Linked DNA regions of Homo sapiens: region 2 is linked to region 1. Evidence: chromatin loops called from intact Hi-C (ENCODE). Cell type or tissue: sigmoid colon. All regions are shown on one strand. Region 1 overlaps WDR70 (WD repeat domain 70). Region 2 overlaps WDR70 (WD repeat domain 70).

Evidence for each region. Hi-C counts contacts between places; a loop is a spot of excess contacts. Peaks named below come from ENCODE experiments on the same cell type or tissue, not always from the same donor. Only the 100,000 strongest peaks of a DNase experiment are listed, where the experiment ranks them.
Region 2: a loop joins it to region 1, with 3 times the contacts of the local background. A loop is called at or near these places in 1 of 110 quality-filtered maps.

The regions. Positions count from the first base shown.
Region 1 is chr5:37,500,545-37,504,544 of GRCh38, reverse strand. The region is part of intron 8 of WDR70 (WD repeat domain 70); the gene reads right to left. Among named protein-coding and RNA genes, the nearest start is that of WDR70, 120 kb to the right of the region's middle. In sigmoid colon, no CTCF peak of the experiment used is centred here; no DNase peak of the experiment used is centred here.
Region 2 is chr5:37,596,504-37,600,503 of GRCh38, reverse strand. The region is part of intron 9 of WDR70 (WD repeat domain 70); the gene reads right to left. Among named protein-coding and RNA genes, the nearest start is that of WDR70, 220 kb to the right of the region's middle. In sigmoid colon, no CTCF peak of the experiment used is centred here; a DNase peak (open chromatin) is centred at 1,557.

The DNA.
Region 1 (4,000 bases):
TATTTAAATCATTTCATTCTGTACTATATTTTCAGGAATTAGAGAATATGTTATTCATTCACTTGAAGGTACCTCTGTAGAAATAACCTAAAACTGCAGAAGGATCTGTAAAAGCTAAACATGGTGTGCTTAGAAACTGCAGATTTTAGATCTAATATATACTGCATTAATAAATGATATAAAGCGTTGAAAAGGGAAAAAAAGCTACAGTAATCAAGACAGAATGGTACTGTATCAGAAAAAGATAAACACATACCCATAAAACACAAGGGAAAGCCCCAAAATAAACTCACTCAAATATCATCAACTATTGATATTTAATATTTGACAAAGATGCAAAGGAAATTTAATAAAGAAAGGTCAGTTTTTCCAACTAATAAGGCTGAAATAACTAATCAATCATATGACAAAAAAAGATAATCTCAACCTATTATTCATACTGTATACAAAAGTTAATGCAAAATGGATGACAGCCCTGAATCCAGAATCCAAAACAGTAAAACTCTAAGAAAAACTAGAGAAAATCTGTGTTTGGTAAAAAGCTCTCATGTACAACACTGAAAACAGAATCCAGAAGACATTACAACTGACACCAAAGAAATACAAAAGATCATTTGAGATTACTATGAACACCTCTATGCACACAAACTAGAAAATCTAGAGGAAATGGTTGAATTCCTAGGAGCATACAACCCCCAGAGCTTGCATCAGGAATGGAAATCCTGAACAAACCAATAGCAAGCAGTGAGAACGCATCAGTAATTTAAAAAATAGCCAACCAAGAAAAAAAAAACAAAACTCAGGACCAGGTGGATTCATAGCAGAATTCTACCACACCTTCTAAGAAGAAGTGGTGCCAATCCTACTGAAACTATTCCAAAAGATTGAGAAAGAGAATGTGGTACATCTACACCATGGAATATTATGCAGCCACAAGAAAGAATGAGATTATGTCCTTTGCAGGGATGTGGATGGAGCTGGAGGCCATTATCCTTAGAAAACTAACACAGAAACAAAAGACCAAATACCGCCTGTTCTCACTTAAAAGCAGGAGCTAAATGATGAGAACACACAGAGACATAGAGGGGAAGAACACAAACTGGGGCCTATCAGAGGGTGGAGGGTGGGAGAAGGGAAAAAAGCAGTAAATACAACTAGTGGGTACTAGGCTTACTACCTGAGTGATGAAATAATTTGTACAACCAATCCCCATAACACACGTTTACCTATGTAACAAACCTGCACATCCTGTACATGTACCCCTGAACTTACAGTTTAAAAAAAAAAAGATAAGAAAAGATTGAGAAAAAGGAGGGAATCCTCTCTAACTCATTCTATGAAGCCTGTATTATCATCCTGATACCAAACTTAGGAAAAAATGTAACCAAAAAAAGAAAACTACAGACCAATATCCCTGATGAACACACACGCAAAAATCAACAAAACACTAACAAACGTAATCCAGCAGCCCATCAAAAAGATAACTGACCATGATAAAGTGGGTTTCATCCAAGGGATGAAGGAATGGTTCAATATATGTGATATAGTTTGTGTATTTGTCCCCAGCCAAATCTCCTGTTGAATTGTAATCCTCAGTGCTGATGGTGGGGCCTAGTGAGAGGTGTTTGGATCATGGGGGTGAATCCTTCATGGATTAGTGCTGTCTTTGTGATAGTGAGTTCTCACAAGATCTGGTCATTTAAAAGTGTGTAACAAGTCCCCGCTCACTCTCTCTCTCGCTTCTGCTTCCACCATGTGAAGTATCTGCTCCTGCTTCATCTTCTGCCACGAGTAAAAGCTTCCCCAGGCCTCCCCAAAAGCAGATGCTGGTGCCATGCTTCCTGTACAGCATGCAGAACCATAAGCCAGTTAAACTTCTTTTCTTATAAACTACCCAGTCTCAGGTATTTCTTTTCGGCAATGCAAGAGTGGCCTAATATGCAAGTCAATAAATGCAAATTCACCACATAAACAGAATTTAAAACAAAAACCATATGATTACCTCAATGGATGCATAAAAAACATCCGATAAAATGCCCCACAGCATCCCTTTATGATAAAAACAAGCAACAAACTAGGCACAGAAGGAATATACTTCAAAATAATAAAAGCCATATACGACAAATCCACAGCCAACATCATACTAAATGGGGAAAAGTTGAAAAGAATCCCCACCTCTCCCAAGAATTGGAACAAGACCAAGTTGCCCACTTTTACCACACTTCTATTCATCATAATACTGGGAGTCCTAGCTAGAGCAATCAGGCAAGAGAAAAAAAATAAAGGGCAACCAAACTGGAAAATCAAATTAAGATCTGATTCTCAAATCAATCCCTTTTACAATAGCCGCAAAAAATAAAAAAAAAGGAAACCTAGCAGTATACTTAACCAAGGAGGTAAAAGATCTCTACAAGGAGAACTACAAAACACTACTGAAAGAAATCACAAATGACACAAACAAATGTAAATATGTCCCATGCTCATCAATTGCAAGAACCAATATCATGAAAATGATCATACTGCCCAAAGCAATCTACAGATTCAAGGCAATTCCTATCAAAATACCAACATCATTTTTCACAGAATCAATCCTAAAATTCATATGGAACTAAAAAAGAGCCTGAATAGCCAAAGCAATTCTAAGAAAAAGAACAAATCAAGAGGTATAACATTACCTAACTCCAAATTATATTGACAAGGCTACAGCAACCAAAACAGCATAGTACTGGTATAAAAGTAGATATGCAGACCAACAGAACAGAATAGAGAACCCAGGAATAAAGCCAAATACTTACAACCAACTGATCTTTGACAAAGCACACCAAAACATAAATTGGAGAAAGAACACCCTATTCAATAAATGGTGCTGGGAAAACTGGACAGCCACAAGCAGAAGAATAAAACTGTATGCCTACAAAAATGAACTCAACATGGATTAAAGCAAACTTGTCCAAACCATGGCCCGGAATGGCTTTGAATGTGGCCCAACACAAATGTGTAAACTTTCTTAAAATACTACAAGATCTTTTTGCAATTTTTTTTAAGCTCATCAGCTACCATGTTAATATATTTTATGTGTGTCCCAAGACAATTCTTTTTTTTCCAATGTGGCCCAAGGAAGCCAAAAGACTGGACATCCCTGTATTAAAGAGGTAAATCTGAGACCTGAACCCATAAAAATTCTACAAGAAATCCTAGGAAAAACTTTTCTGGAAACTGGCCAAGAATTTATGACTAAGACTCCAAAAGCAAATAAAACAAAAATAAATAAATGGGAACTAATTAAACTTAAAAGCTTCTGCACAACAAAAGAAATAATCATCAGAGTAAAGAGACAACCCACAGAATGGGAAAAAATATTTGCAAACTATGCGCCCAACAAAGAAAGCACTAATATCCAGAATCTACGAGGAACTCAAACAAATCAGCAAGAAAAAAAAAATCCCATCAAAAAGTGGACAAATGACATGAAGACACTTCTCAAAAGAAGATATAAAAATGGCCTAGGCCAGGTATGGTGGCTCACGCCTGTAATCCCAGCACTTTGGGAGGCCAAGGCGGGCTGATCACCTGAGGTCAGGAGTTCAAGACCAGCCTGGCCAACATAGTTAAACCTTGTCTCTACTAAAAGTACAAAAAATTAGCCAGGTGTGGTGGCGCACACCTGTAATCCCAGCTACTATCCCAGCTACTCGGGAGGCTGAGGCAGGAGAATAGCTTGAACCCGGGAGGCAGAGGCTGCGGTGAGCTGAGATCGCGCCATTGCACTCCAGCCTGGGCAACAAGGGTGAAACTCTGTCTCAAAAAAAAAAAAAAAAAAAAAAAAAAGCCAACAAATATATGATAAAATGCTCAACATCACTAATCACTGGGGGAATGCACATTAAAACCAAAATGAGATGCCACCTTAGTCCAGCCAGAATGGCCATTATTAAAAAGTGAAAAAACAATAAATGTTGGTGTGCATGTGGTGAAAAGGGAACACTTATACACTGCTAGT
Region 2 (4,000 bases), 96 kb before region 1:
CCAGGCTGGAGTGCAGTGGCGCAATCTCGGCTCACTGCAAGCTCCGCCTTGCGGGTTCATGCCATTCTCCTGCCTTAGCCTCCCGAGTAGCTGGGACTACAGGCGCCCGCCACCACGGCCGGCTAATTTTTTGTATATTTAGTAGAGATGGGGTTTCACCGTGTTAGCCAGGATGGTCTCGATCTCCTGACATCATGATCCACCCGCATCAGCCTCCCAAAGTGCTGGGATTACAGGAGTGAGCCACTGCACCCAGCCGAATTCTAGATGTTCTTTAAATATTCTGGATGTCAGTACCTTATCAGATACATTATTTGCAAATATTTTCCCCAAGTCTTCGGCTTATCTTTCTTTTCACTTTCTTGATGGTATCTTTTGAAGTGCATAAACTTTTAATTTTGATGAAGTCCAACTTATCTTTTTTTTCCCTCTTTCATCATTTGTGCTTTTGGTGTTGCATCTAAGAACTCACTGCCTAATCCAAGGTTAAAAATATTTTCTCCTATGTTTTCTTTAGGACCTTCTTTACACTTAAATCTATGACTTATTTTGAGTTAATTTTTATATGGTAAAGTAAGGCTCCAAATACACCTTTTTTTTTTTTCTTTTTTGAGATGGAGTCTTGCTCGGTGGCCCAGGCTAGAGTACAGCAGGACGATCTCGGCTCACTGCAAACTCTGCCTCCCGGGTTCAAGCAATTCTCCTGTGTCAGCCCCTTGAGTAGCTAGGAGTACAGGCACGCGCCACCACGCCTGGCAAATTTTTTGTATTTTTAGTAGAGATGGGGTTTTGCCATGCTGGCCAGGCTGGTCTCAAACTCCTGACCTCAGGTGATCCACCCACCTCAGCCTTCAAAAGTGCTGAGATTATAGGCGTGAGCCACCACGCCCGGCCCCAAATTCACCTTTTTACATATGGATAACCAGTTATCCCAGCATCATTTGTTGAAAGGACTACTCTTTTTACATTGAATTGTTTTGGCATCTTTGTGGAAAATCAATTGGCCATAAATGTAAGGGTGTAAGTGGTTATTTATTGCAGCATTCATTCCTAAGTCTAGATATCATAAGACCTTTTTATTTTTCCAAACCCTTTGATTGAATGAATATTCTGAGTATGTTCCAGAGCCATGTAACTTAAATAACTGTAAGTAGAAAACATGAGCACCAAATAAATTTCTCCTAAATGCAACTGTATTCTTAGTGCAATTACTGTGTACATGTATAAAAATTGTGTCCAAAGTGTTTATAAACATTACTCTGGGTTTTATATAGAAGTTAGAACATTTTCCCATTTCTGTGAATTTTAATATCTTAATATTTGGGCATTTTTTAAAAGAAGGTCTTCCTTGTTAGATTCATTCTGCCAAGCAAGCCTGCAAGTTTTAGACTTTTATATCACTCAAGTTGCTTATGTAGTCCTTCAAGAAAAATTAAACCAAGATCTCTAAAGTGATTTCCATGCAAAATTAATGCTTCCCTTTACCTCTGCCAAACTCTGTGATGCATTTATGCGGCAGATGCCAGAAAGTTCAGAACTTGTAACTGGAAAGAATTCAAAATTTTAAGACAGAAAGCATTTGCGCCTGGGGCAATGTAATGATCCCACCTGTGTCGTTTTCTTGTCTTCTGGATGTTTTCATTGTGTGTCCAGAAAGGCCCAGGCAGATCCTTATTCTATTTTTAAATCTTTTTTATGAAACACAGTTTTAATTTTACAAGACCAGATCTCACTCCAAGTTTCAAAATATGTGTTCTTCAGCATAAAATGTTTTGACAGATATCTAATGGCCTAGCACTTTAGCATCCATTTTTTAGGCATAGACTCAGAGAACTGGAGCCATAAAATCATAGTGTAATTGGTCACTATCAGATGCTGGATAAATTTGTACTTCTAGGTGAACTGCTTTCTTTCCCTTTCCCTTATTGTGAAAACTGTCTCAATCTGTTAATATACCACTGAAATAAATGGAAATATCTGTTGGACTTACTAGCTTTGATATTTTATTTATGGTCTATGAAGAAGAGCAGAAAAGACCTGGTATTTATTGAGTGCCTACTATGTTCTCCAAGCACTATCCTAGATATGTTTATATCCCTAATCTCATTTAATCCTCACAAACCCTTATTGTTGGTATTATGATCCCATTTTTAGAAAGGAAGAACTTTAAATAAGCCAAATAATGACACTTTATGTCTGTGTGTGGTCTTTCATATCATAATTCTAAAGTATCATCTGGTATTTGTGATGTTCAGTTATTTAAAAAAACTATCATAATTTATATCTACTGTTGCAAAGTTGAGGGTAGAACGAAGAGACAAATGTGGTATTCAACTTTTTGTACTTATTATTTTTGGGAAACATAGCAAACAGACATAAGAGCTAAGTAAGTGATACAGAATACATTCAATAGGGGGAAGGCTGTATAATTCTCAGATACAAATCATGCTGGAACAACTGGATATCCCTATGCAAAAAAAAATCAACTTTGAGTCATACCTCACACTACATACATATAAAAGCTAATTTAAATAGTTCATAGATGTAGTTGTAAAACTTAAAATTGTGAAGGACAATGTCTACCACCCTGCGTAAGGCAAAGATTTCTTAAATACAATCCCTAAATATATTGGTAAATTAGACTGTCTTAGTCATTTTGTGTTGCTATAACAAATATCTGTGGCTGGGTAATTTGTAAAGAAAATAGGTTTATTTAGCTCATAGTTCTGCAGGCTAGGAAGTACAAAAAGCATGGTGCCAGCATCTGCTTGGCTCCTGGTGAAGACCTCATGCCTGCATAGTGAAAAGGAGAAAAGGAGCAGGCAAGTGCAAAGAGATCACATGGTGAAAGCAGCAGCAAGGTAGAGAAACCAAGAAAGCCGGACTCTTTTTAAAAACCCACGCTTGTGTTAACTTGTATCCAGAATATCTAAAAAGCTCTGAAAATTCAACAATAAGAAAAATAAATCAATATTTAAAATGGGAAAAGATTTTTACAGACATTTCATCAAGTTAGAGAAACAGATGATAAATAGTATATGGAAAGATCCTTAACATAACTAGTCATTTCAGAAATGCAAATTAAAAATCACAATACACTATTACTACAAACCTATAAGAATGGCTTTAAAAAAAAAGCTAACGATACCTAGTGCTGATGAGGATATGGAGCAATTGGAATGTGCATACATTGATTGTGGGAATGCAAAATGGAACTGCAACTGTGGAAAACAGTTTCTTATAAAGTTAAATATATACTTCCCATATCACAAGCAATGTCATTTCTAAGTGTTACTTAAGATAAATGAAAATTTATTTTTTAAAAAACAATAAAAAGCTGTAGATGAATAATTACAGCAGCTTTGTTCACAATTGCCCCAAACTGGAAACAACCCCAAATCTTCATTCTGTTAATGCACTAAATAAAGTAGTACATCCATAGAGTGAAATTTTATTCAGCAATAAAAAGTAATAGAGTACTGACATATAAAACAACTCAAATACATTCTGCTTAAAGAAGCCACACTCAAAAGACTACACACGATATAATTCCAGTTATATTAACATTCTGAACAAGTCATAACTATAGGGATAAAAAATAGGCCAACAGTTGCCAAAGGTTAAAGGTGGGGATGGAGGGGTTTCTATAAAGAGGCATCACAAGGGAAGTTTTTGGAGAGACACAACCATTCATTTGTCAAATCACACAGACCTACACATGTAAAAAGGCAAACTTTAAGTATGTTAGACTCCAATAAATGTAACATAATTATATATGCAATATACATATATATGTGATAAATATCAATAAATCTACTTCTCTCTCATTAAGAGAAATCTAGATTTAGTTACTCCAGAGCTGGTTTGGTGGTTCCAGAGTCAAGGACCAGGGTACCTTCTATTCTATTGCTCTGACAAAATGCTGTTTGTGCACAGCCATCATATCCACATTACTGGCAGAGGAAAGAGTAAAAAGGAAGGAGTGAAAAGGGTCTGTAAC